Linked DNA regions of Mus musculus: region 1 is linked to region 2. Evidence: chromatin loops called from intact Hi-C (ENCODE). Cell type or tissue: gastrocnemius. All regions are shown on one strand. Links, peaks and the distances in the headings refer to the core of each region. The heading gives the core; the rest is flanking DNA.

Region 1 (16,134 bases), core at 4,288-12,287, 54 kb before region 2:
CAAAAAAGGACACATCAGCCAGAGGGTAGACACAGTCAGGCATGGTGTGTCACACGCCTGTCACCTCAGCATTCAGAAGCTGAGGCAAGAGGATCAGGCCTTTGAAGATTGCCTGAGGTATAGTGTGAGGCATTTATCTCCAAAGAAGAGGGTGGAGAGGAGATGGCTGAATGGCTAAGAGCGCTTACTGCTCTTGCAGAAGACCTAGGTGGTTCCCAGTACCTACATCAAGCTGCTCACAGCCTCCTGTAGCCAATTTCAACACCCTTTTCTAGCCTTAATGAGTATCTAAATGTATGCAGTACATATAAACTACACAGAAACACAGACACACACACACACACACACACACACACACACACACACATTTTTTTTTAAAGTAAAGAAAGGCCGGGCATGCCTTTAATCCCACAACAAACAAACAAACAAAAGTGAAGAAAGCAAAAAGCCTGAGGATGTAGCACTGTGGTAGAGCACCACCTGGCGTGCATGACATCCCAGCACTGCAAAACAAAACATCAGAGTAGAGCCCTACAGTCTGGTATTAGCTGGTCTGTAACACTCATACAGCCTGGGTGAAAGGACCTTTCTCCCCACCCCCTCGCTCTCTTCCCCTCCCCCACCCCACCCCTTGCTCTCACTCCATCTCTGATAGTGTTTCTAGCCTGAAGCGCCTACAAAACTGAGGATTCCCTAGAATTTCTGATCCTCCTGCCTCCACTTTCTTAGTGGGATCACACCCACCTTCTGGAGTGCCAGGATATCAGCGCGCACCACCAGGCTGGGTTTATGCAGTGCCGTCCATTAAACCCGGGGTTCCGTGGATTCTTTGAAAGCACTCCTACGAACTGCGCTGTCGCCCCAGACACTGAGCCTGCCCTGCTTTCCCTCTCCATCCGCAGTGACATCTTGCCATGACCCAGGGGATGTGGAGCACAGCCGACGCCTCATATCCAGCCCCAAGTTTCCCGTGGGAGCAACTGTGCAATATGTCTGTGACCAGGGTTTTGTGCTGACGGGGAGTGCCATTCTCACCTGCCATGATCGGCAAGCAGGCAGTCCCAAGTGGAGTGACAGGGCCCCCAAGTGTCTCTGTGAGTGTACAGTGGGCAGGAGGGGAACCTCTAGTAAGATCAAAACCTGACACCTCGATTGCTGCCTGCCTGCCTTGCAGTGGAACAATTCAAGCCGTGCCATGGCCTCAGCGCCCCGGAGAATGGTGCCCGCAGCCCTGAGAAGCGGCTTCACCCAGCAGGGGCCACCATCCACTTCTCCTGTGCCCCTGGTTATGTGCTGAAGGGCCAGGCCAGCATCAAATGCGTGCCTGGACACCCCTCGCATTGGAGTGACCCACCACCCATCTGTAGGGCTGGTAAGTGCTACCTACCACTCCCTTAAACATGTGCCCCCTCCGCTGCTGCTGCCACCACCACAGTCCGGACCCTAGAACTATTCTAGTAAATCAATTCTGTGTTGAGAATTAGAAGCATTGGCCCATGCCCCTTCCCATTCCCTGTCTTTGCTAGTCTCTGATTTAACATCACCAAGACACTGCAGGAGTAGGTTCTCCCTGGTCAAATCCTTCCCATGATCAGTCCACTTCTGTGCTCCTTGCATTGGATAGTTTGGTCCATCAGGCTCACCCACTGCCCTTGGCCCTCCCCTCTTGTTCCAGCCTCTCTGGATGGGTTCTACAACGGCCGTAGCCTGGATGGTGAGTCCCCATGCTTGAGAGCGAGATGTATGGTCCCCCCCCCCCCACACCTGGTTCTAGCAGCTCCCAGGTCATGGGTTCCCACAAATGAAAGGCAGAGAAGGAGCAGTTTGGGCCTGTCGGGGCATTAAGCTTCTTGTCTACCATAGGCAGCTAATGGGAGCTGGTCTCCAAATGTCTTTAAGAAGGGAGGGGACATAGGTTCCAAGAAATGGGGATATTAACTCTAACCCCACCCACCCTTTGCTTTCAGTTGCCAAGGCACCTGCCGCCTCCAGTGCCCTGGACGCTGCTCACCTGGCTGCTGCCATCTTCCTACCATTGGTGGCCATGGTGTTGCTGGTGGGAGGAGTGTACCTCTATTTTTCCAGGTGAGTCTGGCTTTTCTTCCTATTCTGCGTACCCAACTCACTCCTGGCCTGTACTCCTGACTCACAGGCTCTTTTGTCCCCTGACAGATTCCAGGGGAAAAGTCCCCTGCAACTTCCCCGAACTCATCCTCGCCCCTATAACCGCATCACGGTAGAGTCAGCATTTGACAATCCAACTTATGAGACTGGAGTAAGTATCCACGTGAGCCTAGATACCTCTTCAGGACTGGTTCCTTGATCCCTTGGGTGGGTATGCCTGCCTGAGGGTCCTGCTGAGCCCTCTTATTTTCCTCTGTGCCTTGGGAAGGTGGATAATTTGGGCTTGACAGCTCTTCTCCAAGTTTCCAACTCCCCGCAGTCTCTTTCCTTTGCAGGAGACGAGAGAATATGAAGTTTCCATCTAGGTGGGAGCAGCCTGGGGATGCACACGCAGTCCTGCATCGCAGGCCAGCGGCAGGGCTCCCGGCTCTCTGCTGTCCCTCACCTCCTGTACATACTGCCTGGGAAGAGACACCACCAACCCCTTCCCCGCCTGCAATGCCCACAGTGACCTATTTTCTTGGCACCGCTGTGCCCACTTCGGGCCCTTCTTTGGATTCAGGGGCATCTGCCTCGGGTAGAACGTAGCTGGGACACATTACCAGCAGCCATCATTCTCCTGCTTCTCTTTTGCCCTGGACCTCCAGCCTGGAAGTTGCAGGCTGACTGAGGAGGGGCACTTGTTACACATGGCCACCATCCTGCCTGGCATGTGAGGACTCCAGGAGAGCTGACTTGACAGCAGGGTGCCCCTCACAGGGCCAGCTACCAGAGGCCAAAATTGTTCTCAACTGTGACCTCTTGGTAGTCCTGGCGTGCCAACACCAGCCCCTCAGGGAGGTTTCTAGTCCCTCTCTAAAGGCTCAGAATTGGACAGTTAAGCCTTCTGCCCTGTCCTGGGAGGTGATGATTTAAGAATCCTAAAAGGTTCAGGGACTCTATTCCAAGCTCAGGCTGGGCCCCACTGGATGGATACTCACGCTCCACACCAAAGCAGGACACCCTACGGCTCTCCGGCATCCCTCTACTCTGAGGAGGGAGAGCCCTTCCTTGAAGTTTATCTGGCTGTTACAAATGTCTCCTTCCCCACCAGTCCCTCCTCTGAGCCACTTACCATGTTCCCCCTTCCTGCCACTGTGTTATGGCATGCCAGGAGAGGGCAGCTACATTCTGGAGAGGAGCAGATGTCCAAGGACCCAGGAATGTGGCAGAAGTCAAGAACCCCCAGGAGCAATCTCAGTCCGGACCGAGGCCACTTTGTACATATGATGTATTATATGGGGTCTGGGCTCCAGCCAGAGAACAATCTTTTATTTCTGTTGTTTCCTTATTAAAATGGTGTTTTGGAAAAAAAATCAAGCAGTGTGAATGGTGGTTTCTCGGAGGGAAGGGAGGTGGAAGATGAATGTGACGTGGACCGGCATGCTGAGACCCTCTGGACGCACCAATCAACCATGCCCGGATTTTATGACAGAAAAGATGTCATCTGTAGTTAAATGGGTAACACTGCCTCCAAAGACGTTAGTGTTACAGATGGCAGGTGAAATGAGAGGTCCCAGCGGCTAACGCTGTAGGGATGTGTGAGCTCAGTAACCCCAATGCCTCATTTCCTCCTCTTTGCCAGGGCTAGGGCCACATGCTGGCCCAGCCCCAAATCCCTCTTAGAACCACTAGATCGCTGACAAAACCCAAGGTTGGAAGCACTGTTCCGTCCACTTTTTCCTGTTAAGCGAAGCTTGAGAGATTGGAATCAGAATCATAGACTGAACCCTTGTACATAAGGCCTAGCTTGCCTTGACCTCAGAAAACATGGAGATTGTAAGCAGGAAGGATGGGCAGCTCAGAGGCCCCTGAGACAGGCAAGAGCCCTGCCCATGGGCTCTTTAAAGTGACTGCTGAAACATACATACAAGTAACATTATAAAGACTCAGCAGAGCCAGGCGTGGTGGCGCACACCTTTGATTCCAGCACTCAAGAGGCAGAGGCAGGCAGATTTCTGAGTTCAAGGCCAGCCTGGTCTACAAAGTGAGTTCCAGGACAGCCAGGGCTACACAGAGAAACCCTGTCTCGAAAAAAAAAAGACTCAGCAGGTTGTACTTGTGTATTTAGAAATGTGTATATACATATAAATATTCACATATGTATGTAACAATTTTAAAAGATGTCATGAACTTGAAAAGGAGCAGGAAAGGATATATGGGGGGAGTTGAAAGGAGAAAAAGGAAGGGAAATGATTTAATTATGTTATAATTAAAAAATAATAATTAAAAAAATTGAAAAAAAATAAAATAAACTGCATGGTGGTGGCACATACCCTTAATTCCAGCACTCGGGAGGCAGAGGTAGACAGGTTTCTGAGTTTGAGGACAGCCAGGGCTACATAGAGAAACCATATCTCAAAAAAGCCATAAAATACAAATAAAGGAAAAAAATTTAAAGTCATGACTGGCCAGGATGCACTTAAATTTGCCCCTTCCCTATGTCCCCTAAAGCCTTCTGAGATGAATGTATCTTCCCAGGAGTCAGACAACAGAAAATTACGGCACTCGGAAGCTGTAAGACAAAAATCCCTGAAAGGAAGACTAGCATCCACTAGCATCTTCTGCTTCTACAGTCTTCAGCGGAAAGATGTGGACCAGAAATTCCTCCTAGCCTCTATCCCAAGTCAAGGCGTTCCAATTCGTTCATAGTGCAATGCCTAGATGGACCACAAGAGGTCGATTCCAGAAGCATTTCCATCCCAGCAGCTCTCTTTCTTGAAGTCCCCTTTCACACCCTGAGCTGGAGCTCTCCAAGGTGGCACCAAGTCCTGTCCCAACTAGGCTGACCTCCTCCTCAGGCTCCAAGAGAAAAGTGTGTGGAGTGATTTGTTCCTCTGTCAACAGAGCCAATCTCATTTTCCTCACTATCCCACTGCCCGCTCCTGTTTTCAGCTGCAATGGATGTGTTGACCAAAGCACAAAGCCTCACTCATGGGGCGTGTGCCAGTGGCTTACTTCTCTGTCCAGTAATACCTCCAGGCTGACATAGCAGCACAGCTGTGCTATGGTAGTAGGAAGGAAGCCAGTAAAAGAGGGCATATGAGGTTCCAGCTTCTGAGGTTATGTAGCAGGAAGGAGGCATAAAGCCTGGCTTCTTCCCTTCAAGGAGCCTAGCTCAGCTCTCTCCTCTGAGAGTCACACCGCAGTTCTTTCCTATAGCTGCTAGTCTATTGTTGGCCATAGCAACGGAAGAGCAGCCAGTTTGCATGCATTCTTCACTTCCCCATAACGTTATTCTTTCTAGGCACTAATACAGGGCCGAGAGAGAGAGAGAGAGAGAGAGAGAGAGAGAGAGAGAGAGAGGCAGAGAGACAAAGAGAGAGAGAGCACTAAAACTTCACAAAGCACTAAAACTTCACACAGATATTTATATCCCCTTTGACTTACAGTCCTGACTGTCCTAAAAGAAGGAGCAATAGTTTCTCAGAGACAGTAAACACGGTGTAGGGGACAAAGTCTGACCTGTGAATCAAGAAATGTTTCCTTTTTAGGTTTGCTATAAACTCAATATGCGTCTAAGCAAACCACTCTCCACTCTGTACCTGGAAATGAAGAATTTAAATCAAATAGTCTCTAAGTCCCTCCCAGGTTTACGGGTCTGAGAATAATGTGTGTAGTAACATAAAAATGAGTTTAGGAGATTCCAGGCGTAGTAGCACACGTCGATCCCAGAAATGGGACCGGAGGCAGAAGCAGTCGGATTTCTGTGAGTTCATGACCTATCTAGTCTACATAACAAGTTCTAGGGCTGCGGAGTAAGACTGTCTTAACAGAACGAACAAACGAAAGAAAGAAACGGCAGGACATAGCTGCATGTCACCAGTGTTAATTAATGCCTAGTGGGGTTCATTCATTCGCAATTAGGCAGAGTATCTGTCCATATTGGAAAGTGATAACAAGGGCATAACAGCGCACACCCAAAGAGAGGTATGTCTCTCTGCTCAGAATGCGAGGTGAGGGGCTCAAACTACAAACCCCAGTGTGCAATACGGCAGCTCTCAAAAGTATCCTTTCCCGGCAGGCTTTTCTTCGTGTACATCCTATGGTCCAGTGCAGCGCCTGAAGGCTGAACTACAACTCCCACAATCCATCAGATCCATCGCGAGTCTAACTACCAGAGTGCAAAGCGGTCCCGTTCACCCTTTGAACTCTGCGCGTTGCAAGATGGGGATTGAAGTCAGCTGTAGGCAGGTAGCTGGGCGTTGTCAGGATTACGGACTGTTTGGGCTTTTGACTTCCTCTTTCGGAGTAGTTCACAGGGACAGTGGTTAAGAGAGGGTAAGAACAGCTTGAAATATCTTGGGTTCCATCGGGACCCAAGGCAGCAATGCTCGTGCTAAAATTAGGTGCTGAGAGTGGAAATGAAGTGGAAAGAGCAGTCATCCGATCTGCCACCAAAAGCGTCTTTTTTTTTTTTTTTTTTTGTCGCAATGCTTTTTTTTTCCCTCTTTACCAATATGGCGGCCTAGTCCAGACACACCTGACACTGGAGACAAACAGTCCACTACACCATCCATATGGGTACTGCTGCAGCCGAAAGCTACCAGCTCCATACAGCATCCCACGCTCCTCCTTGGTCGTGACTGAGGACTCCAAGGGCATGGTAGCCCCAAATCTCATTACCAAAATGGCGAAAGGAGAAGCTTTTTTTTTTTTTTTTTTTTTTTGTGCAGGCCTCCAGGTACAACGCGCCTGCGCGTGAGGCGGCTGTGTGAGGGGACGGGAGGGTGGCGACCCAACACGCCTGCGCGGGACCAGAGCCCGTGGTCCGCACACAAACACCAATGGGTGATGCGTCTTCCAGTTCCTGCGGCTGCGCCGTGACCCCTACGCGCTTTCCCAGGCGCCTAAGCGAGGCCTCAGGTTCCGCCCTCCAATCGCAGTACGCCGGCGCACGGCGGAGAGGCGGGGCTTCTGGGCTCCGGGCGAATGCCAGCGCGGCTGCGCGCCGGGGGGTACCCCATCACCGCGGCTGCGCGGGAGCCAGGCCGCCGGCTGTCACTGCGGTTGCGCGCGGCGAGCGGCGATCCCGGGGCGCCTGCGCGGGTGGCTTTGCGGGCGCTCGCGGTAAGTTTGCGCCAAGTGCGCGGCAGCCGGGACGCAGACGGCAGCGGCGGCGAGAGGCGGAGCCCGGGGACCACCCCCCATCATCCTCCCCAGAGTCACCTCACGAACCACAACCTCACCTAACCTCTCACCCCCCCCTCCGGTCCCCCAAGCCCGGGATGGCAGCGCCCGCTAGCCTTCCCGGCCGGACCAGCGGTCGCCAGCGCCAGCTTTAGCCTGTGGGCCTAGGCCCCCGCCGAGGCCTGACCCCCGGAGCCGGGATCCACTGTGCAGCCAGCCGCTGGGCCGGGGCTGAGGGGTTGCTCCCCTCTCGCGGCCCGTGGGGAGGACGCTGCCGTCCCAGGGACTGGGGGCCGGGGGGTGGGGGGGAGCCAGGGCGAGGAAGTCGGAACCTGTGTTGGGAAGAGAGAAGGGGACCGGGGGTCAGAGGTGCCCCCTTCCCCTCCTCCCCCCTCCCCCCGGGGCTGGGGGGGCCGGAGCAGAGAGCGCCCAGCCCGAGAGGTGGATGAATGTGGGAGAAAATGGAGACCAAGACGATCGTGTACGACTTGGACACGTCGGGGGGGCTGATGGAGGTAAGAGTGGCCCTCATCCTTTTCCCCCCAGTGCCAGGAGGGTACCTCCGCCCCACAAAGCCGGCCCTAAGCTCGAAGCGCCAGAGGGCCGGGAAAAGGGGGGGTTGTTCTTCCTCACCCAGTCTCTTCCTCCCCTCTTTGCAATTTGGGGGACTGAGCTTAGCTTCCGAGGACGTCTGCAGCAGTTTCACCTACCAGCCGCCCTCGATTCGCTCCCTGAGGCTTCAGCCCACTCCATTTCATTGCACCGGCAGGCCTCCCCACCCCCTTCTTGTCGGCCCCTTTGTGCTTCCCCCTGCACGTCCGGGTACCAAGCTTCGGGCCTCTCCCGAGCCGGGCTTTGGAGTCCCCCACTGTCCATACAAGGAAGTGGCAAGAAGAGAACCGCGCACCCTCTCCCCATCCCCCTACCCTGGTCCTCCCCATTTGGAAGGAGCTTTTCTTGTTGTGCTGCAGGAACGCAGTTAGGGTGGGCTCCCCTTGATTCCGGGGACCGAGAGGTTCTGGAAGCAGCCTGGATGGGAGGAAGAAGGACAAAAGGGGGAAGAGGGGTGGGTGACGGAGAAGCGGCGCCGGTGGGACTACGGGCTACCCGGGAGCTCCGAATGTGCACACATGCCGTCTGTATGTGTGTGCAGCAAATCCAAGCTCTGCTGGCTCCCCCCAAGACGGACGAGGCAGAAAAGCGGAGTCGGAAGCCCGAGAAGGAGTCCCGGAGAAGCGGCAGGGCCACCAACCACGACAGCTGCGATAGCTGCAAGGAAGGTGGGGATCTCTTGTGCTGCGATCACTGCCCTGCCGCCTTCCACCTCCAGTGCTGGTAAGGGCTGGGGACCCCTTTGGAGCCCCTTGGCAGACCCTACTCAGCACATTCCTTCACCAGGCCTGTAGAAATAACGGGAGCTTGCAGCCGCTAGCCGACTCTCTAGTCGCTGGGGCGAGCGCCTCTGCGCCCTTGGTATTTGCCGGGATCCGGCCAATTTGCGGGAAGGAGCAGCGGCGTGTCTTGACCCCGGGATGGGGGTTGGGAGGAGTGAGGTGAGCCCCATCTGAGATTGGTTGTAGGTTGGGAGCCGGGACTGAGCGGCCGAGTGCGGCCGGCGGCGGCGGCGGCGGCGGCGGCGGGGGAGGAAGGGGAGGAGCTCCAGGTCCAGTGCCGCTTGGCGGCCGCGCGCGCCCGCCGCCCTTAGGGCTCCTGCCTGGCTGGGCTCTCCTTGGGCTTAATGCGCGGAGCCTCGGCCACCCAGTTAACCCTGGTCCTGACTCAGGAGAGCGGGTGCTTACGATGGTGCAGGAAATCATGAATGGTGTCTCTCAAGACCACTTCTCTGCCTCTGTGTTTACAATATGGCGACCTGCCTTTAAATTATATTTTTATTCTCAGCGCCATTTTGGCTGCATATATGATTTGCAAACGTCTTCGGGAGAACGGTGGAGGTAGCCCATGAGCCCTTTCTGCAGAAGCTTCTTGAGGACCAGGGCTAGGCTCTGCAGGCTTGATCCCTTTCTCTGCATCTTGCCCCCTGTTGCCACTCCGGTGCTGCCTCCCTCCTCCCCCTTCCCTCCTCCCTACTCCGCTGCTGCCTCTTAGGAAATCGGGCCGGGTTAGACAATTAAAATTGCCCTTGGGCGCCGATTTCTCTTCTCTGCTCTGGTTCAGCGAGCCCTTCGCCTCAAAATTCTTTGCTGCTGGGGCAGGATTGTGTTCGGTGGCTCCGGAAAGGCAGTTTTAAGCAGCTGAGAGCTGGAAAGCTGTGAGCTCTCCCACCCCAACTGAAGGGGGTGGGGGTGGGGCTGGGTTGATCACCCGCTGCGCTGCTTGATCCTTCTCAGCCGCTCAGCCCAGAGCACTCCTGCAAAAGAGTTTAAACTATCTTCTGCCAGAAGATCACCTTTCTGCCCTGCACACAAACCCCACATCTCTACTTTGAACCCAGATAGCCTCTTGTTCTGTTCAGCAACAGTTGACCCGAGGCTAGTGCTTGGGAGAAGATGGCTCCTGGGGTGGGGTAGGGGGGTTGTTCGTTCCCATTCTGATTGGAAAGGAGGGGTTCCTGTTCTTTGTTTTGTGCCGCCCTTTTTAGCTTCTTGTTTTTAAAAAGGTGTATGAGGGCTCTCTCCTCAGTTCCACCTACATTCCGAAATCCCTTGGTTTGTGTGGAATAGAGCCTGATGTATTTGTACTTAGATGGCTGATACTGGGCAAAGTAGGACTGTGGTCAGAAGTTATGTGGGACATTCCTATTTCTAACTCCAAGACACTTTTGCTTATAAGGGCACCCCACCTTGGCTTTTAATGTTTCAAGGACAAAAGTTACTATCCTGGAGGAAGCTTTGCCGCTGGCCTTTGCTTTTTTTTTTTTTTTTTTTTTTTTTTGTGATGGAGTGAGTAAGGCGGCAGTGAGGGCCTGTGGGTTTTGTTGTTGGCCTCTACTTCCTCTAAAGTGTGATCCACCTGGAGGAAACCCCTCTGGTCCAGTTTCCTTTGCTGTTCTTTTCTATTTGGGATGTAGGAGGGCCCAGCTTGGCCTTGAGCTCACAATCATCCTCCTGCCTTGGCCTCCAAAGTGTGCATCATTGTACCCTGTTCTTGAGTCTGCGCTGCTTACTTTTTTATTTGATATATTACTAGGACTTTTAAATTTCTTCTCTTTCTCTTTTTCCTTTTACTATAATTTTTGAGACAATCTTACTGTGAAGCCCTGTTTGACTTGACATTGTATTTGCCCAAGTTGACTTCCAATCTATGCCAATCATTCCTGCCTGGGTCTCCTGAATGCTGGGATTACAGGTGTGCACCACCATGGCCCAGCGCGCTCACTCGTGCGCTCTCTCTCTCTCTCTCTCTCTCTCTCTCTCTCTCTTTCTCTTTTTTAAAGTGTTGGCTAATATTACCTCTATGGTGGAGTAGTTGTTAACGAAGATTGGTAACTACTGTTGAATGAACATTTGATAAACTCTGTTATCTTTTTTTTTAATCTCAATATTTAATAATGTTGAAACTGTTTAATAAAAGTCTGAAGCATCTTAAGAGCATTTGCTACACAATCAGGAGGAACAGAGTTTGGATTTCAGTACCCACACAGCAACCTGGGGTGTCTGGCATAGCCCATTAAGTCCAGCTTGGGTGGGGGGCAGAGGCACGATTATTGGCACTTAACTAGCTTCTAACCTTGTTGGGATCTGTCGGTCCAGGTCATAGCTTAGCTGAGAAAACACCCAGGTTATGGAGAAACTGCCTCTGAGGAATAGGCAGAGAGTAACCCAGTGCCTTCTCACTTCCCAAGCTCAGCACACCTGGGACACACGTACTCACACACGTAGACACATACTTTAGTTTTAGTTTTTTAAAGCTACTTTTATTTATTGAAGGGGGGGCGTGCCATGGAGCACAGGTGGAAGTCAGAACAAGAGTTGATTTTCTCTTCTACTCTGGTTCCTAGGGATTGACTCAGGACGTCAGGTTGTCCTGTTTGGCAGCAAGTACCTTCACCTCCTGAGCCATCTTTCTCCTAATATAAATAAACCTTTATATTAAAAACAACAACAACAAAAACAAATTGAGGAATGGAGAGTGTGCTATCTTTTTGCCTCAGCTTTTAAACTCTAAAGCTGAACACTGAGTCTTCTGAGATGAGTGTAGAGCTTGTCAAGGCCTTTTGTTTTTGTTCTAGTTTTTTTCTTTTTATGAGTACATTGTCGCTGTCTTCCTCACATCCCATTACAGATGGTTGTGAGCCACCATGTGGTTGCCAGGAATTGAACTCAGGACCTCTGGAAGAGCAGTTAGTGCTCTTAACCGCTGAGCCATCTCTCCAGCCCCAGAGCTTGTCAAGTTTTAACTATGTTTTTTGTTTTAGCTGGAGGGAGGGGTCTCTAGTTGTTGGGGAGACTCAGGTTTGCTCAGGCTCTGCGTTTGACTATTTCCCCCTTTTTCTGAGATTATGAATGGGTAATGAGATTGGAGAACAGTAGTAACTGAGGTAGGCTTTGTTTTACTGCATCAGTTCTCCCTGAAGGTGTCAGTACTGAGAGTACCACTGACTTACCTGAGTTAGTCTCTAAGTCATAAAACATTTCTATGTCTCAGTGAAAAGGCAGGAAGCCTTTTGAATGAGAATCTCCTAGGTGCTTTCATTTTATAAGCGAGGATTTCCCCCACTTTTGTGTTTTTTTTCAGCCAGAGTTGTGAGGTCAAGCAGTTAATATGTGAGAAGATTTTTGGTTCCTGGGTGTGTTTTCCTGTTACTACTTCCTTGTATGGAGAAGGTTGAATGCAGCTGTGTTCCTCCTGTCTCTTTAGAACACGCTGAGACGACATTACTTAGATAAGCATAGTAATGATAGTGTCCCTTATGTACAGAGTGTATGACAATGAGTAAAAGCTATAGCAGGGCGGTGGTGGCGCACGCATTTAATCCCAGCACTTGGGAGGCAGAGGCAGGCGGATTTCTGAGTTCGAGGCTAGCCTGGTCTACAGAGTAAGTTCCAGGACAGCCAGGGCTATACAGAGAAACCCTGTCTCGGAAAACCTAAATAAATAAATAAATAAATACATAAATAAATAAATAAATAGTTCTATGAGATGACTGAGTACAGGTTTGCCTACTGGAGACCCAGCCTTCTAAAGGATGCAGCTAGAAGAGTGAAAATTCCAAGTTTGCCTGGTCTGTGTGGGGAAACAAACAAACAAACAAACAAAAAACAAGCAAACAAACAAAAGGTCCTTTGTCTGGATTTTTGCCTGCCTGCTTTATGGTAATCAGTATATATTAAAAAGTCCCAGAAAGCTGGGCGTGGTGGCGCACACTTTTAGTCCCAGCACTTGGGAGGCAGAGGCAGATGGATTTCTGAGTTCGAGGCCAGCCTGGTCTACAGAGTGAGTTCCAGGACAGCCAGGACTACACAGAGAAACCCTGTCTTGAAAAACCAAAAAAAAAAAAAAAAAAAAGTCCCTGAAATGGTTCTTTTGGTGGGATGGTACTGGGAATTGAAGCTAATGAGGGCCTGGTTAATCTTCTGCCTCAGTTTCCCAAGTAGCCAAGATTATAAGCCTGAAATACCAAGCCTAGACAGAGGTGATTAGTAGGCAAACCTTATCTCTTGGGCTTGACACAACACTAAACCGTTCCTTATGATAGGAAAGGACTGCTCACACCTTGCTTTTGTCCTACCTTTTCCCTCAGGGATCAGTGTACTGTGGAAAATCATTCTGGTTAGGATCTTTCTAGGTTTTCTTTCAGTTATGATTCTCTGAATTAGGAAATAAGTTGTGCTGTGCCTAATATCATAACCTCAGAGTGCTAACAGGAGTTACCAAGCCTGGCCCTGGAGAACTGGAAGGTTTTCAAGTGTTTGCTGGCGACCCTGACCCTGTCATCACAGTGGTGTATAAGGTGAACCTTCTGAAAGTTTTCTCTGAATAAATTGATCTCTAGAAATTTGTTAAAAAGTAGGATAACTGAGCTGGAGAGATCCCTCAGGAGAGATGAGTACTGGCTGCTTTTCCAGAGGTCTGGAGTTCAGTTCCCAGCAAGAACAGGATGGCTCACAACCATCTGAAACTAGTTCCCGGGGATCGGATGCCCTCTTCTGGACTCTGGGCAGCAGCAGGAACACAAGTGGTACATATAGGCAAAACACATGAAATAAATTTTGACGTTACTGGTTTCACTTTTTGGAGACAGGGTTTCTCTGTGCAGCCTTGGCTGTTCTGGAATCCACGCTGTAGATCATGGTGACCGCAAACTCAGAGATCTGCCTGCCTCTGCCTCCCAGGTGTGGGGATTGGAGGCGTGCGCCACTTAATTTTTAATTTAAAAGATAATGTAGGCTAACTGGTAGAGCTTTAGATGTTGGTGATCCATCTTTCTGTTTGAGTTGGGAAGGATTATTGTCACCACAAAACAGCAGTAATGAGGTGCCTGGAAAGTGACAGGTTTCTTCTTGAACTTCATGGAATTTTGCCTCAAACAGACGGACCAAAATGGTGTGATTGAGAAGTGCATTCACCTTGGCAGATCTCAGCGTGGTCCCTTCCTGTCAGACAGATTTCTGTAGCATTTGCCTCCGCGTGTTATATTTGGAATTGTTGGCCGGCTTTCCTCTCTCTGGTGTTGGCAGCAAGCTCTAAAATGAGGTTTTCGAAGAATAAGAGTGGAAAGGTCTCTGTGCGCAGGCAGAACTGAGTTTGGCTTGGAGTTTTGTGTGTTTAATTTCCGGTGAGTCATGATGATGTCCACACACAACAGCATCCAGAAGTGTTCCGTCTTTTGCTCTAAACCTAAAGAATTTTCAGCTTTTGTTGTGTTTGCCTCATTGGACTTATAGCCAACCAGTGAATTAAAATACATGGAGGTTTTTTGATTGGTTGGTTGGTTTATTCTGGTTTGTTTATCTCATGAATTTGTTTTTGACGTCCTAAGCACCTGAAGAACTATAGGTAACAGTGGTTCCTTTTCCTCACTCTCCTGGGAACTAAGACTATCGCACAACAAATAAACCTAAGTTGGTTTTATAGTATTTTGTTTATTATTTATTGTAACAATTAGGATCTAGTGTTTATAGCCATTCACTTAAAAATGGAGAGTCCAACTTAAGATGAACTTCATAATGCATGCTTTCTGACTTAATATGGGGCTTGGCTATAAAATCTTAGATGAGTGATTAGTACAAAAATAAAAGATGTTCATTATTTAATAATACTAGAATAAGGGAAGGGTGTATGTATGAGGTGGCTTAGCAGTTAAAACATTTGCTGTGTTAGCAAGAGGACTAAGTTCTGGCCCCCACTCCCCCATAAATGGCAAGTGGTTATGGCAGGTCACCTGTACTTCCAGTCTAGGAAGGTCAGACACAAGATCCCTAGAGCAAGCTGGTTAGCAAGCTGGCTTTGGTGAATTTGACGGAAGACCCTGCCTCAAAAAAAAGGTTGAGGAATCCAGGAAGATTCCTAAGTCCAGTTTCCACTGCACACTCATCTGCACACACACACAATTCAAATAAGGCAGAGACAGGAGACTCAGCACAAGCTTAAGGCAAGGCTAGTCTTACATAGTGAGACCCTGTCCCAAAATGGGGGTTGGGAGGTAAAGATTAAGAACACTAGGGCTGGAGAACTGGCTCAGCAGTTAAGAGCACTGACTGCTCTTCCAGAGGTCCTGAGTTCAGTTCCCAGCAACCACATGGTGGCTCACAACCATCTGCAATGGGATCTGATGCCCTCTTCTGGTGTGTCTGAGTCACTGTACTCAAATAATAAAGTAAATAATTCTTTAAAAAGAAAAAAAAAACACTAGTGTTCTTCAAGAGGCAACAGTATGTAACTCCAGCCTCAGGGGCTGCAATACCCTTTTCTGGCCTTTGACATCAAGTGTGCACATGGTACTCAAATGCACATGCTGACTAACCCCAAAACAAATCAAATCAGGTGAACTTTTTAAAGTAATAATTTTTGGTATATTTGTGGGCCAAATGGTTTGAGTTTAAAAGGAAATAGCAGACATATTAAAAGTAGTACAGGAGGTAAGTTCTTTGTCCTGTGACAGGCTGTGTTGTCTTCTGGTGCTGGGATCAATCCTAGGGCCTTTTCCCTAGCCAAGTACTTTATTACCTAACTATATCCTAGCCCAGGTGCTTGGTTTTGTTTTTGAGACCAGGCTACTCCATATAGGCAATGCTGGCTAATAACTCAAGATTCTTTTGCCTTAGTTACGTTACTTTAGATTATGGACACCTGAAACCATTCCTGGCTAGATGGGAGTTTTTGTGCAAATCAGTGGCACTGTTTTTTGGTTGTTTTGTTGTTGTTGTTGTTGTTCTTTTAATTTCTGAAATTACCATACTTAATGAAAAGGTGGGCCGCAGTTATGACCTCACCTGTCCCGTTTGTTCCTCGAGGGTCTCACAGTACATTACAGATGTGCTCCACCAACACAGAGGGCAGCTTCTGACTTTGTAAATGTCTTCTGTATTTTTTCCAGACATAAGTATACAAAAGATGTATTTAGATCTACCTTAATTTAAGTCTGGAGATAAGATTCTTAGTACATGGTGTAAATTCCTAGGTGGACCTCCAGTCGTGTTGGTTTGTTTTTAAGACGTTTCAAGGGAATGCCCAATGACTTGTCTAGTTAGCACAGAAAGGAAATTCAGGTAGTCAGCGCTGATAGTGCTGCTGGTCTCAGACACCTGGAACTCCCGCACTAGAAAGGTGAAAGTGGTGGCATAACTAGTCTAAGGCCAGCCTGGGCTACAAAGCCATGGAAAGGACCGGTGAGAGGTAGGTGCACTGCTGCTATATATTGAATGAACATCACTTCTGAGT
Region 2 (16,134 bases), core at 2,573-10,572:
TAACTTTAATTTTGCTACTGTTGCAAATTATAAATGTCTGACACAGGATATCTGAGATGCAACTCCTGTGAAGGGGTCCTTCGACTCTTGGTAAGGAGGTGACCCAGGTTAAAGACTGCTGCTCTAGCCTGTGCGGCTCTTGGTGTAACTTGAATAACTTCTGCTGTTCTCATCAGGAAATACCCTGCTGTGTTACCCTAATTCTAATTTCCTGGGCATCCTGCTAGCTTCCTGGAGATGGCTTATTCAGGAAGTTCTTCCTGAGAACAGTCCCCTAGAAAAATCTGTGTTCTGGCACTATTCTAACTAGTACCTATTCATATATTCAAGTCTGTTGATAGGGCTAGAAGACGAGCTTTACATCCACAGCGTCTATAGTTGTGCTCCAAGAACACAGTGCAGTATTAAATAGGGAATTCCCTGGTCTCAGAAATCTGACCCTGACTCCCACATATAGTTGTATTCTTGTCCCTGCCACTCTGCTTCCACTTCAGGAAGGACTTCTTAAACCTCCAAAGGCAGAAAGGAACTACCTGTCCTTCACTGTCCTAGGCAAGGTCCTGCTTGGAATGCCCACATCCCTAGCTGTCCCTGCCCAGCTTACCCTCAGTCACTGTTTCCAGAGTAATGGAGTGTCTACCTACCTAGTCTTGCTACCTGTGAACCGTTCTAGAAACAAATTACCGCCTTTTCGAAAGCAGAGGTCATGGAGTAACAACCATGTAATACCCACTGTTTCGGAGTTTGAGGAAGGAGGATCTCAAATTTAAGGCCACCATGGGCCTAGGGAAACCACCTCCAAAATCGACAGGGAAAGGGGTGGGGTCACAAAGTTAGGAAATCACATGGTTGAATCCTGACAACCCTGTCAGTGCCAGCATAAGAAGCCTCATGCCTCTGGCCTGTAACGGGAAATGTCCTAGAAGAGCAGCGGAGGGCTGGATAATGAAAGAATGAGAAAAGAGTCGCTTCATTGAGGAAAAGGCATCCAGGACTCGACTCCAGACACACGAGCCCATTCATGTACACAGGACTCCAGACTGAGAGACTGCTACATACTCACACCTAGAGTAAACAGAGATGTTCATTCAGTCACACGCGTTGGTGGAGACTACAGATGCATGCACAGCCTGGAGGACTCCCGCGATGGGCACAGACACCTACGCAGTGCTCTCACCGCCGGCGCCCGCCCAGAATCCAGAAGCACGCCCAAAGCCTGAGCGGAGATCTCAGGGCCCTAGGCATGCACACACCCACCCGTCCCTCAGGCAGATGTTTCCGGGTACTTACCGAGCACGCGTTCCCGGGAGTTCGCAAGCCTAGAGGGCGCTCCCAGGACTCCAAGGTGTTTCTCCTAGGCACGCCGCCAGGGCACGCAGGCGCACGCCTAGGGGGCGCTCGCAGGGGCCACGCGTGCGCGCACACCCCTGCCCAGCCTGCCGCCGCCCTCGCGAGGCCGAGGCGGGAGCGACGAGGCCCGGGCGGGAATCGGGAGCACTGCCGGCATGGAGATGCTGCTGCTGGGCGCCGGGCTGCTGCTGGGCGCCTACGTGCTTGTCTACTACAACCTGGTGAAGGCCCCGTCGTGCGGCGGCATCGGCAGCCTTCGGGGCCGCACGGTCGTGGTCACTGGTGAGTGCGCGCGAGCGGGCGGCGGGGAGGCCGGGCGGGTGGCCGCGGCCCGACCGGCTGAGCTGGCTCCCACCCGCCGCCCGCAGGCGCCAATAGCGGCATCGGAAAGATGACAGCGCTGGAGCTGGCGCGCCGGGGAGCGCGCGTGGTGCTGGCCTGCCGCAGCCGGGAGCGCGGGGAAGCGGCCGCTTTCGACCTCCGTCAGGTGAGACCATAGGGGAATGCGGGAGGCGGGTGAGCCCGGGACGCGGAGGGCGGAGCAGAGCGACGGAGGAATCAAGATCTGAGAGGAGAGAGCCTCACTATCCCTTAAACAGAGAGGAAGATGCAGGGACTGCTGTGGTCTTTAATCTTGAGAGCTTTAAGAATCAGAGTTAATGAAGTCAGGTGTGGTCCCAGCACCGGGCTGCGAGCTCAAGGCCAGCCTTGGCAAAGGCGACAAAGAAGGAAGGGTTAGGATAATGAAGAGATGCAGAAAGAACAGCAGGTGCAAATGCCCTGAGACTAGAGAGTCTAATTGGAGAGACAGGGGGCGGGAGATGAAGCAAGGAATAAAAGGAATGTCCTGAAGTGGTTCTGAGCCACAGCCAGCTTCTGAAGGCCCTTCCAAATACCATCGAGTTGAAGACAGCTGAGCAGAGAAGACACTTCAGTAGGCTCTGGACCATCCTGATGGCTTTTTCAGATGAATTTCTTAGAACTGTGCGGTGTCTAGACTGCAGAGGACAGGAGTGAGAGGGTCACATACCTTTAATCCTAGCACTTGAGAGGCAGAGACAGGTAGATTTCTGTGAGTTGAAGACCAGCTTGGGCTACATCCTAAGACTCTGTCTCAAAATAAACAAGCAAACAAATAAAATAAATTTTTTTTAAAAAGGTGTGTAAGAGAAGACCACAGTCTCTTAGGAAAAGTTTGTTACAGCAGGACATGCTGGTGCACACCTGTAATTCCAGCCCTGAAGAGGCTGAGGAAGGGAGATCATGAGTTCCAAGGCAGTCTGAGCTACGTAGCAAGATGCTGTCTACAACAGGTGAAAGGCTGTAATTGATTTTTATGGTAAATGATAATAAAAACAAGGGATGTTAATGGCAAATACCTGCACGCTGCTGACTGGGTATTTAATATATATTAACTCTAGCTCAGGCAGGCCTTGAACTGGTGACAAAAGGGTAGCTAGGATAACCAATGTGTGCCACCACACCAGACATACATGTATTTTATCTGATTTAACTCTCCCAGCTTTTTTTTCCAGTAGAAAGTATTATTATTGCTGTTAATATTATTACTATCCTCTCATTTTTCAGTAAGAGAACAGAGGCCCAAAAGATATTCAGTATCACGTCTGAAGTCACACTCTAGTTAGGGGCAAAGTCAAGATTTGAATCCACACACCCATTACACGCTGATGCATAGAGGCAGGTTTTAGTCATAGGTGGGTAGACTCTCAGAAGCCTGGAAAGAGGGAGGAGAAGGGAGATACCCAGTAACAATCCTAGCCCTTGCTGCTCCACAGGAAAGTGGAAACAATGAGGTCATCTTCATGGCCTTGGACTTGGCCAGTCTGGCCTCCGTGCAGGCCTTTGCCACAGCCTTCTTAAGCTCTGAGCCAAGGCTGGACGTCCTCATCCACAATGCAGGTGAGGAGTAGCAGGCCCTGTGGGAGGGCGGCGGGGAGCCTGGAGAGGCAGACCCTCCAGCAGACACATCTCACAAGTGGGGATTCTAAGACCTGTGGGACACCTATGACAGCACCTCATGCCTAGCTTCTGCTCTAGGGATCAGCTCCTGTGGCCGGACTCGGGAAACCTTTAACCTGCTGTTGCGAGTGAACCATGTTGGCCCTTTTCTGCTGACGCACTTGTTGCTACCCCGCCTGAGGTCATGTGCCCCCAGCCGTGTGGTAATAGTGTCATCGGCTGCCCACCGACGTGGTCGTCTCGACTTCACACGTCTGGACTGCCCAGTGGTGGGCTGGCAGCAGGAGCTTCGGGCGTACGCTGACAGCAAACTAGCCAACGTGCTGTTTGCCCGGGAGCTTGCCACCCAGCTTGAGGGCACTGGTGTTACCTGCTATGCGGCCCACCCAGGTGAGGCCTGACTGACGGCTCTTCCTTACTTCTCTAGCATCTTTGTATGTTACTATGTGCCTCCATACCCCCAGTCTCCTATTGAGTCACAGAATGGAAACATGGTCAAAGGGAAACCTGTTCCTTGCTGATCTTGGGAGCAGACTTTCTTCTCATCTGTTTTCTTCCTTGCTCACCTTCACGCTTGGATGCTGACCACTGGCTTGGGGATAAAACAAGATCCTGATGATAATATAGAGGGCTGCGGCTGCAGCTGATAGGTAGAACACATGTCCTAGTATAGGCCAAACCCTGAGCTTCTGCTCTTTGGTTTAGGATGTTTGGTTGGTTGGTTGTTTGGTTGATTTGGTTTTGAGACAGGATCTCACTGTGTAGACTAAGCTGGCCTGGAGTTTGCTTTGTAGGCAAGGCTGGCCTCAAACATCCAAAGACCTGCCTGCTTCTGTCTCCAGAGTGCTGGGATCAAAGGTATGGAACATCATTCCTGGCTTAGTTTAGTGTGTGTGTGTGTGTGTGTGTGTGTGTGTATGTGTATGTGTTAGTTTTCTCTGCATGGCTATATACTGTAGTGGTGGCAGTGCCCACAGACGTAAGATTCTCCTAGCACTGGTGTTACGGATGGTTGTGACCTTCCTTCCATGTGGGTGCTAAGAACCAACCTAGGGGCTGGAGAGATGGCTCAGCGGTTAAGAGCACTGACTGCTCTTCCAGAGGTCCTGAGTTCAGTTCCCAGTAGCCACATGGTGGCTCACAACCATCTGTAATGGGGTCTGATGCCCTCTTCTGGTGTGTTTGAAAATAGCTACAGTGCACTCATATGAATAAAAAAATAAATAAAATCTTTAAAACCAAAAACCCAGGTCCTCTACAAGAGCAGCGAGTACTCTTAACCACTGAGCCATCTGGTTGTTCTAGCTGTTTGTTGGCATTTTATTTTGTTCTGTTTTTTGTTTTAGTTTTGATGGGGGAGGGGGGTGGTTGAGACAGTTTTCTGGAATTCTGGGTAGCTCAGTCAAGCCTCAAATTCACCCCAAACTTCTTGCCTCATATTTAGATTTCCCATATAAGCCACCACACCAAGCTAAGATTGGGTTTGGTCCCCAACACCACTGAAAAGACAAGTCAGGGCGGTGGTGATGATAAGTACGGTGCCATCCAGTCAAGGATCCCTTTCTTTATGGAACCTACTATACAGTAGGCATGATTTATGTGCTGGGACAAAAGTAGTGAGGCCGCCTTGGTCTGTAAGACCCCGTCTCTCTGAGAGAAGACAAAGCAAACACCAAGGACCTCGCCCTCATATCCCATGACAAGTGGCGATAACATCCGGAGAGAGACACTAGGGAAAGATAAACAGGAAAAGAGGGACCTTCTCAGATGTAACGTTTTTATTTTGTCAGTGGCTGTCAAGGAAGACACTTGGTTAGAATTGAACACAGATCTGAAAGAGATAAAGGGATCTTTGAAGCTCAGAACTTGAATAAGGAGCACAGAGGCAGGTGTTGCTAATGTGCTGCAGGAGGCTGGTGTGCCTAGAACGGAGGAGGAGGAGACATGGGCTGGTGAATCATCTTTGTCCTTAGACAATAGGCTACAATAGACAGGGCTCGCCTAGATCATCGTACTAACATCTTAGAAAACCGTTGTTTGGGGCTTCTTTGTAATCGCACTGATAATAATGCTATTAACCTTTATTAAGCTCTTGTTACAATTACAGATCCCCAGTGTTAAAAAAAAAAAACGGTGGCTGATATACTATAGGTTCTTAAAAATGATGGCTAAACAAAGGAATGGGGCTCAAGATAGATGAAAAGCTGGTATGAATTAGGCACTGTGGTACCCCCAGTGGGAAGCTGAGGCAGGTGTATTGCTGCCAGTTCGAGGTTAGACTGAATTTACAGAGGCGTGAGACTCTTTCTCAGAAAGAAAGGAAAGGACCAGGGATGTAGCTCAGTTGATAGAGTACTAGACAGCAGGTACACAGCCCTGGGTTCAAGTCACTAGCACCAAAAGCGGGGACAATAGCGATTAAACAGCAAAGAACATAGAACACACATAAGCACAGCCTAGGAGATGGGACTATACAGGCCGTTAGGCTGGTAGGAAGGCTTTCTGTAGGAAATGGGTTAAATCACCTTGTGGGGCCCCTGAATACCTGGTAGACACTTTCCCTGGAAGCAGATTCTACCGTCTGATCCTAGCTGGTTTTTTTCCCTGCCTGATGCCTGGGCCCCCATTGCCTTCCTCCACAAATCCTCTTTCTTCCTGCCCACAGGACCTGTGAACTCGGAGCTCTTCCTGCGTCATCTTCCTGGATGGCTGCGTCCTATTTTGCGCCCACTGGCTTGGCTGGTGCTCCGGGCACCTCAAGGGGGTGCCCAGACACCCCTGTACTGCGCTCTGCAGGAGGGCATTGAGCCCCTCAGCGGGAGATATTTTGCCAACTGCCACGTGGAGGAGGTCTCCCCAGCTGCTAGAGATGACCAGGCTGCTCAAAGGCTATGGAAAGCTACCAAGAAGTTGGCAGGGCTTGCACCTGGAGACGATGATGATGACCCTGATGAAGAGCCGGAACCTGAGGATCCCAGGGCCCCATCTTCTCAGAGCGCCCCCAGCCCTGAGAAAACCACAGTTTCTGGACCTTCTCATAGCTATCAGGGCTCGCAAGACTTATCCAAATTGACACAGCGAAGAATTCAGGTGAAGGATGAACCTACACCCTAACTTTCCTAACCCCCGGGATAGAATGCTTTTGTAGCCCAGTGGGATCCCTCAAAAATCTCAGTTGTGTGCCTGGGCACTGAAGGGTTGCCACATTTACCTCGGAACCTCTTGTCATGTCCTGAACAGCCCTTTTCCTTGTGAAAGGAAATGAATACTACTTCCTAAGAGACACTGTAACCCCAGATTCAGGGATGATATATGAGATACTGTGTTGCTCTGGAATTTGATTTTCAGATTTCTGAGCCCTTCCCTGAGTAGTGATCTGCCCAGGGAAAGGGCCGGAGACTTTGTGGTTGATGCACTGCAGATGTTAAACATTAATTACTGACTGAATTCAGCCCTTGGCAACTTTCTAGCTAGGTAGTGAATTTACCCCCATTTTTATGGAGGCGGAATTGGGAAAGGACTAAGTCAGGGCAGGAACTGGGGTTTTGAGCCCGGGAGTCTGCCCTAGGGCCGGTGCCCGAGGTGACGCAGTAGTAACTGTGATACAACTGAGGTGCCCCAAAGGTGCTACAGGGCCAAACCCCCTGGAATAAAGCGAGCTGACTGTGGATGCTCTGGCTCCCGCCTCTTTCCACATGCCGGCCCCGCCCTCCGCCGCTACACTTCCGGCGGGGCCGCGGCCGCAGAGGGGCGCAGGCGGGCGGGGCTGGGGGAGGCGGGATAGGCTGGGCGCGGCCGGCGCTGCGGACCCGCCACAGCCCTCCCGGTCGCTGCGGACCCAAGGCCTGCTGGCCTGCCAACGGCGCCATGGGCAACTGCCACACGGTGGGCCCCAACGAGGCGCTGGTGGTCTCAGGTGAGGAGAAGGCGAGGGGTGGGAAAGGGCCGGCGTGGGGTGCGGGTCCCTCGGACGCACCTGAGCCAGCCCTCCGGAGAGCGGTCCTCCCTCCCACAGCACGGCCTCAGGCGCTGACCCTTCCTCTGCTCCATGGTGGGTTTAGGGGTTTCTAAGGTTTGTGGGTTCCAGTGCTGGGACTCGCAGCTCTGGAAGGCAGGTGCCTGTCCGGGAGGGGCCTGAGGCACGGGTCCCTCTTTTCCGGGTGAGGCAGACCCGTTAATTCCGAGCAGGCTAGGGCTTGCCAGGAATTACTGCCATCACCCGCCCTGCAAACGCGGGTGCGGCCTCTACAGTTGGGTAACCCGGCTGTGGCCTGTACCGCTCTAGATTACAAAATGCAGCAAGCTCTAGATTTGACCAGATGGGGCTTTGGGGGGACGGTAGCGTAGGAAGCCTTATAGCTGATATTTCTTTTAGGTGGTGTATTTGGAATGTCATAGGAGGTAGCTCAAGGCACCAAGGACCCTGTTGCATGCAAGCTCGCAACTGTAACCTCTTCCCAGCATCAGCACTGATTTTCAGCCTGTGTGCAGAATTCACAAGGCTGGCTGCCAAAAGGGGAGGTAGAAGCCCCGAGCCAAGGCTTATAGATGCCATTCTTGGGGAGATATAATAAATCCACTGGGCCCCAAACATAGCTCTCAGCGTTGTTGTTTGGATTTCAAAATCAATCCCTTTCCTGAGACATCCTCACAGTCTGTAACCAGGACCCTACTAAAGCGAGAGACATATGATCTTGTTGAAGACCAGGAGTCTTGGCTGGAGTCAGAAGGAAAAGCACAGAGGCTAACTTTTGGCATCCTAAAGCCCAGTCTTGTCTCCCTCCTCATCCATACCTAAAGATGGCTTTTGGAGCCACATAATGGTTTGAGTAGGCTTGAATTTCCAGTTTGTTTTGTTGGGGGGTGGGGAGGCTTAGTGTTTTTGTTTGTTTGTTTGTTTGTTTGTTTGAGGTTTATCTTTTTAGGTTAAATTTTTTTTAAGTTGTATGTGTGCGTGTGTCAGTGCCTTGTCTGCCTATCTGTCTGGACATGCACAGGTGAGTACAGGTACCTGAAAAGGCCTCACAGGTGTTGAAATATCTTGGAGCTGGAGTTACAGATGGTTGTGAGCCATTTGACGTGGGCACTAGGAAATGAATATGTGCCCTTAACTGTTGAACAACCTCTGTGTTTGTTTTGAAAGAGAGGTTTGACTTGGTACCCCCCGATGATGCGATTACAGGCATTCAGTCACCACACCCAGCTTGTTGATTCTGTGTGAGTGTGCTTATGGTGCTAGGAATCAAACCCTGGGGACTCACCTGATGCCAGTCAGGCAGTATGCCACACTCCTCGGGCATAGGAGGGTATTAGACACCAGAATCTGGGGCTAAGCAGAAGGCTCAGTAGACAAAGGAGACTGACACCAAGCCTGATGACCTGAGGATGGAATCCCCAGGGCTCATACGTTGGAGGAAAGGAACAAACTAATTCAAGAAGCCTGTACACACATGTACACACACACACACACACACACACAAACACATACAATAAACATTACTTTTTTCCTCTGGGTGTGGCTGCGCATGCCTTTAATTCCTGCACAAGGAAGGCAGAGTCAGACAGGTCTTTGAGAGTTCCAGGACAGCCAGGGCTATGTATATACACCCTGTCCGAAAAAAAAAATTTTAATAACTAAATTAAAGTCTGGGGCTGGAGAAATGGCACCATTAAGAGCACTCACTGCAGCCGGGTGTGGTGGCTCATGCCTTTAATCCCAGCTCTCGGGAGGCAGAGGCAGGCGGATTTCTGAGTTCAAGACCAGCCTAGTCTACAAAGTGAGTTCCAGGACAGCCAGGGCTATACAGAGAACCCTGTCAAAAAAAAAAACAAAAACAAAAAACAAAACCACTCATTGCTCTTGGAGAGGACCGTCCTTCAATTTCCAGCACCGACATGGCAGGTAACACCAGTCCCGGGGCACACACACCCTCTTCTCGATTCCTTGTGCATGTGGTGCTCAGACATACCTGCAGGCAAAAAGCCACACAGAATAAAATAAAAAGAAAATCTCAAAGATAAAACAAATCAGAATTTGGGCAGCACTTTCTCCTCTTTTGTTTCAGGAAGCCCAGACTCTGGGCTGAGGAGACCAAAGCTTAAGTTCTGCCCTGTGGAAAGGCTGGCAACTACAGGGTGAGAGGCAGCCCTGGGATGGGTGGCTCTGTACCTGTCTCCAGAGGCAATGCAGAGCTGGATTGGAAGCTGTTGGGGTGGGGGAGGGCGGGGTTGGAGAGAGGTGATTGTGCTAAGAGTCCATGAGCACAGGATGTTAGGATGTGAGGGGTGGGGAGAAATAGTGCCTAACGTAATAGCACCATGGCGTTTGAGATGTGGTGAGGTACGTGGTGAGGTGCAGTTTCCTCAGCTGAATAGATTCCCAGGAGAACAGAGCAGAGCAGCTGCCCACACTGGTCTCTGTGTCCCTTGGACCTGCAGTTCATCCAGAGGCACTCAGCCCTGTTTCCAGAGAAGGCTGTTAATTCATTTGCTGTTGTCCGGCCTCCCTCCTCCATTCTGTAACACAAAATTATTCTCTCTTTCTACTTTCAGGAATTTCACGTTAGGACTGGGAATGGAGTTTAATTGGTAGAGTATTGGTGTGCACAAGGCCGGAACATGTCTCCACTCCCAGCACTTGGTTGAGGGGAAGGGAGCAGGAGAGTCAGAAGTTCAATGTCAGTTTCATCTGCTTAGAGAATTGGAAGACAGATGGTCAACATGAGACCTTGTCTCAAAAACACAAAATTATTTTCCCACCTTAAAGATATTTTAGGGAGATGGAGAGATTGCTCGGTGGTTAAGAGCACTGTCTGCTCTTCCAGAGGTCTTGATTTCAATTCCCAGCAACCACATGGTGGCTCACAACCATTTGTAATCAGATCTGATGCCCTCTTCTGGCATGCAGGTATACTTGCAACCAAACACTCATACATAAATAAAATAAACATTTTAAATGCTGGGTAGTGGTTGTACACGCCTTTAATTCCAGAGGCAGGTGGATCTCTGTCAGTTCAAGGCCAGCCTGGTCTACAGAGGGAGTTCCAGGACAGCCAGGGATACACAGAAAAACCCTGTCTTGGGAGGGGGGGGGGGGGCGGGGGAGAAAGATAAGGAAACATTTTAAAGGATCGCTGGAGAGATGGCTCAGTAGTTAAGAGCACTGGCTGCTCTTCCAGAGATCCCAAGTACAATTCCCAGCACCTACATGGCAGCTCCTACCTGCTTGTAATTCCAGTTCCAGGGGATCTGGCACCCTCACAAAGACATCCATGCAGGCAGAACTTAAAAATAAAGTGATTTAAAAAAAATTTTTTTTTTACTTTTTAAAAAAGATTTATTTATTTTATATATAAGTACAGTCTTCAGACACACACCAGAAGAGGGCGTCAGATCCCATTACAGATGGTTGTGAGCCACCAGGTGGTTGCCGGGAATTGAACTCAGAACCTCTAGAAGAGCAGTCAATGCTCTTAACCACTGAGCCATCTCTCCAGCCCCTAAAAAAAAATGTTTTAAAAGGCTGAGGGTGTTACTCTGTGGCAGAGCACTGGACTAAGCACATATAAGAGTTAAGTCTTTGCACTAATAATCATGGTGATGAGTACCTAGCTCATCTCAGCATGTAATAGGCTGAGACAAGAGGAACAGATAGAAAGAAAAGTTTGGGGGTTGGTTTGTTTGAGACAGGGTCTCATATGTAAGACTAGGTTGGCCTCCAACTCATAGATACACCCGCCTCTTACGTGTGAGGTTACAGGTATATGTCAACAGCTTAGGGCGGAATAAAGGAAAACTCTCCATTTGGAAAGGGGGAACACATTCTCTTTTCACTAGCCATAACTGAAAGTTAATATTTCTTAACTGTTTTTGTCAGCCACAAACCAAGACATTACTAGCAGATATTTCCCAAACACCCTACAGTTACAGGCCCCTTAAAACGTCATTTGTACTTATTTCTACTTTGAAATTAAGCCAGTGATTATATCTACCACTAGTTGTTTGTTTTTGTTTTGTACTTTGAGTTAGGGTTTCTTTGTGTAGCCCTGGCTGTCCTTACTAGAACTCAAGAGATACATCTGCCTCTGCCTCCCAGATGCTGGGATTAAAAGCATGCAACTCATTTTTTTTCCCCAAGACAGGGTTTCTCTCTTTAGTCCTGGCTGTCCTGGAGCTCACTTTGTAGACTAGGCTGGCCTTGACATTTTTTTTTTAAAGATTTATTATTATATCTAAGTACACTGTAGCTGTCCTCAGACACACCAGAAGAGGGCGTCAGATCCCATTACAGATGATTGTGATCCACCATGTGGTTGCTGGGATTTGAACTCAGGACCTTTAGAAGAGCAGTCAGTGCTCTTAACCACTGAGCCATCTCTCCAGCCCGTCATTTTTTTTTTTAATGTGTAAGTCTTGTTTTACATCCGGGTATGTGTGTGTACCACATGAGTGCAGTTCCCAGGGAAACCAAAAGAGGGCGTCAGATCCTCTGAAACTATTAACCACCATATGGGTGCTGAGAACTGAACCAAGGTCCTCTATAAGTGAGCAACAAGTACTTTTGATCACTGGATCATCTCTCCAGCCCCCATTATTCAATATATAAATAATAAAGAAGTACAGTGTCAGATGTGGCACAGTAAATATACTGCTGGCCTAGAATGTAAAGTCCTGGGTTTGATTCCTAACACTTGTGAGGTGGAGATAGGAGAATTAAGTTCAGAATCATCTGCAGCTACATACTAAGTCCAAACCTGAGGCTGGAGAGATGGCTCAACAATTAAGCAGGGGAGCCATTGTCCTCTTCCAGCCTCTGTGGGCACTGCACACGTGTGCACAGACATCATACATGCAGGCATACACATAAAATACATTTTTTTTTAAGTCTAAAGCCAACCAAAAGGAAAAAAAAAAAAACTGCCAGGCAGTGGTGGCACATGCCTTTAATCCCAGCAATCGTGAGGCAGAGGCAGAGGCAGGCGGATTTCTGAGTTCGAGGCCAGCCTGGTCTACAGAGTGAGTTCCAGGACAGCCAGGACTATACAGAGAAACCCTGTCTCAAAAAACAAAAACAAAACAAAAAAAGCCAGTCATGATAGCACATGCCTTTAATCCCAGCACTCAGGAAGCAGAGGGAGGCAGAGTTTGAGGCCAGCCTGGTCTTCAAAGTGAGTCTAGGACATCCAGAGCTTGTTACATAGAGAAATCCTATCTCAAAAAACAACAAAGCCGGGCGTGGTGGCGCATGCCTTTAATCCTAGCACTCGGGAGGCAGAGGCAGGTGGATTTCTGAGTTCGAGACCAGCCTGGTCTACAAAGTGAGTTCCAGGACAGTTCTCTTTCTATAAAGAGAAACCCTGTCTCAAACAAACAAACAAAAAAACAACAACAAAGGCCGGGTGTGGTGGCGCACACCTTTAATCCCAGCACTCGGGAGGCAGAGGCAGGCGGATTTCTGAGTTCGAGGCCAGCCTGGTCTACAAAGTGACTTCCAGGACAGCCAGGCTACACAGAGAAACCCTGTCTCAAAAACCCAAAAAAAAAAAAAAAAAAAAAAAACAACAAAAAGTGCAACATAAAACCAGGCACCATAAAATCCTGCCTTAAATGTTACCTTTACAATGTTTTCTCAGGTGTCCGAGTTGATGGGTTTGTAGACATTTTTTTTTTTTTTTTTTTTTTTTTTGGTGTTTTTGAGACAGGGTTTCTCTGTGTAGTCCTGGCTGTCCTGGAACTCACTCTGTAGACCAGGCTGGCCTCGAACTCAGAAATCCGCCTGCCTCTGCCTCCCGAGTGCTGGGATTAAAGGCGTGCGCCACCATGCCCGGCTGACATTTTTTTTTAAAGATTCATTTATTTATTATATGTAAGTGCACTGTAGCTGTCTTCAGACAATCCAGAAGAGGGAGTCAGATCTTGTTACGGATGGTTGTGAGCCACCATGTGGTTGCTGGGATTTGAACTCCAAACCTTTGGAAGAGCAGTCGGGTGCTCTTACCCACTGAGCCATCTCACCAGCCCCTGTAGACATTTTTATAATGAATCCTTAGATACAGCTGGAATATTAAAAGGGTTTTTTTGTTGTTTTTTGGTTTTGTGTTGTTTTTTTTTTTTTTTTTCAAGACAGGGTTTCTCTGTATAACCCTAGCTGTCCTGGAACTCACTTTGTAGATCAGGCTGGCCTCGAATTCAGAAATCCACCTGCCTCTGCCTCACGAGTGCCCGGCTTAAAAGTTTTCATTAACTGCGCATGGTGTTTCATACCTGTAATCTTAACACTGAGGAGACTGGGACAATAGCTCACCATGAGTTCCAGGCCAGTTAGAACTTGCAAAAACAGAACGGGCTGCAGAGATTTCTTGCCCCCCTAGATCCATGTAAAAAACTAGGTGCAAACAGGAAGATGGCTGGCCAGTCTAGCTTCAGGTTCACTGACAGATTCTCCAAAAAAAAAAAAAAAAAGGTGAAGTTGTGAGGAAAGAATCCAGTGTCGACCTCTGGCCTCCACATGTGCCTGCGTGGCCAAGGGGACACCACACACACACAGGTACACACACAGACACACAGTGGTGCTCCGGCTAAAACTAATCAGGAAGCTGGGAGATCCCTTTTAGGGGAAGAGGCTGCTGGGAGTAGGGGCAGCCTGCCAGGCCCGAGCTTCCTGTTACTGCCTCTGGGAACCTGGCATGTGGCCCTTGGCTACAGCCAGGCATGAACTGTGACAGGCTGTTCCCAAGGTCAGAGACTGAGTGAAAGGTAAAGGGCACGCACCCACCATCCTGTCCCATTTGGTCCCCCACGGGTACTGCCTCATTCCCAAAGTGTATTTGAGAAGTCCCCTAGAGCTTGGTCAAAGGTGACCATGTACCAACCCTGACCAGAAACAGAAGATACAGGAGCTGTGATTTTTTGGCCCTCTTCCAATTTCATTTGATCCCAAGATGGTTTGGCATTCAGAGTAACTGCCTGTCCTCAGAGGCCTCTCTTACAACACCTCCCAGGGCAGAGACGCTCCTGAGTGCTTAACCTTGGAAAGCAGCCCCATGGATAGGTCTTTCCACTCCAGAAAAACAGAGTTAGCACTGGTTAAGAGATCAAGGACAAACTGAGCTGAAGTGAAATCCTATCTCAAGAGGGGGGGGGGGGTGAGCAGTGGGTTGAGGGGGATGGAGAGATGGTTCAGTGGTTAAGAGCACTTTTTGCTCCTAAAGGGAACCAGATTTTGGTTCCCAGCACCCACCCATATAAGGCAGCTCACAACTGCCTGTCACTCCAGTTCTTAAGGATATGATGATCTCCTCTGGCTCTGTGGATGCCTGCCCTCGAGTGCACAATACACATAAATAAAAATAAATCTTGGGAGGAGAGCTGGGAATGTCGATGCACACCTTACTCTCAGTGCTCGGAAGGCAGGCCCCCTCGTTGAGGCCAGCCTGGTCTACATAGCAAGTTACAAACCGAATAGGTCTATATAGTGAAACCCTGCCTAAAACCAAACCAGAACAAATTGTCTTAGTCAGAGTTTCTATTCCTACACAAACATCATGACCAAGAAGCAAGTTGGGGAGGAAAGGGTTTATTCAGCTTACACTTCCATACTGCTGTTCATCACCAAAGGAAGTCAGGACTGGAACTCAAGCAGGTCAGGAAGCAGGAGCTGATGTGATGGAGGGATGTTACTGGCTTGCTTAGTCTCCTTTCTTATAGAACGCAAGACTTCCAGCCCAGGAATGGCACCATCCGCAGTGGGCCCTCCCACCATTGAGAAAATGATTTACAGCTGGGTCCCATGGAGGCATTTCCTCAAGGGAGGCTCCTTTCTCTGTGATAACTCCAGCTTCTATCAAGTTGACACACAAACACATCACTATTAAGTCTCAACTTAATTTCTTATTCATCCCCAAGATCTAAATAACTTTAAAAGTCCCACAGCCTTTGCAAATTCTTACCATTTTTTTTAAGATTTATTACTATACATAAGTATACTGTAGCTGACTTCAGATGCACCAGAAGAGGGCATCAGCCGGGCGTGGTGTCACACGCCTTTAATCCCAGCACTCAGGAGGCAGAGGCAGGAGGATTTCTGAGTTTGAGGTCAGCCTGGTCTACAAAGTGAGTTCCAGGACAGCCAGGGCTATACAGAGAAACCCTGTCTCAAAAAAAACAAACAAACAAAAAATCAATACCTTTAAAATATCCAATCTCTTTTAAAATTCAAAGTCTTTTTACAATTCAAAACCACTTAACTGTGGGCTCCACCAAAACACTGCAACTAGGCTTCACCAATAGCCTCTCACAGACTCTCTTCATGGTGTCAAGCCTCAACTCCTTTGCATGATCCCTTCAGTCCTGAGCCATCAATTACAACTGAGACTGCACCTTCAATGGCCGTCCGTGGCCTCTCACAGTGCTGAGCCTCAGCTGCTCTTCATGACTTCAAAACCAGTACCACCTGGGTGACTTCCACATTACCAAGTCCTGCTGTAGCATGAAGTACAACCTTGGCTGCTATCTCTGAAAAAAAGCTTCTTTGTGCTCTCAGAAAACACTTCCCAGAAGATTTCACCTCAATGATGCTGGTCTCTTCTTAATCACCACTAATCAAAATAGCAGTGGCCCTGATAAGAGTCTTCAGTCTTCCCTCTGAAATTTCACAAGCCAGGCTTCCATCTTCTGCACAGTTTTCAACATTATCTTCCAAGCTCCTATACAACATCTCACAGAGCTCTTAACATCCCAATGGTTCTTCTAGTTCAAAGTTCCAAAGTCCTTCCACAGTCCTCCCCAAAACATCGTCAGATTGTC

The links. Peaks named below come from ENCODE experiments on the same cell type or tissue, not always from the same donor. Only the 100,000 strongest peaks of a DNase experiment are listed, where the experiment ranks them.
Region 1: it touches region 2 in a loop (2.1-fold over the local background); 14 of 42 quality-filtered maps call a loop at or near these places.

The regions. Positions count from the first base shown.
Region 1 is chr11:77,975,570-77,991,703 of GRCm38, forward strand. Phf12 (PHD finger protein 12) reads left to right here and starts at 7,247. Exons shown (of 15, transcript NM_174852.3): 1 at 7,247-7,808; 2 at 8,447-8,628. The coding sequence starts at 7,743. It overlaps Sez6 (seizure related gene 6), which reads left to right. Exons shown (of 17, transcript NM_021286.4): 12 at 903-1,094; 13 at 1,175-1,372; 14 at 1,676-1,714; 15 at 1,968-2,085; 16 at 2,173-2,275; 17 at 2,444-3,483. The coding sequence ends at 2,476. In gastrocnemius, for the core only: CTCF peaks have their summits at 4,838 and 8,983; DNase peaks (open chromatin) are centred at 4,895, 6,281, 7,017, 8,105 and 3 more places; H3K4me3 peaks cover 4,686 bases; H3K27ac peaks cover 6,072 bases.
Region 2 is chr11:78,030,867-78,047,000 of GRCm38, forward strand. Dhrs13 (dehydrogenase/reductase (SDR family) member 13) reads left to right here and starts at 1,447. Exons shown (of 5, transcript NM_183286.2): 1 at 1,447-1,632; 2 at 1,719-1,837; 3 at 3,147-3,270; 4 at 3,409-3,720; 5 at 5,996-6,998. The coding sequence starts at 1,506. The coding sequence ends at 6,444. Flot2 (flotillin 2) reads left to right here and starts at 7,065. Exons shown (of 11, transcript NM_001040403.2): 1 at 7,065-7,246. The coding sequence starts at 7,198. Dhrs13os (dehydrogenase/reductase (SDR family) member 13, opposite strand) reads right to left here and starts at 1,799. Exons shown (of 2, transcript NR_152257.1): 1 at 1,291-1,799; 2 at 1-1,065. In gastrocnemius, for the core only: CTCF peaks have their summits at 7,092 and 10,217 (motif pointing left); DNase peaks (open chromatin) are centred at 3,581, 7,167, 7,467 and 7,797; H3K4me3 peaks cover 1,650 bases; H3K27ac peaks cover 1,607 bases.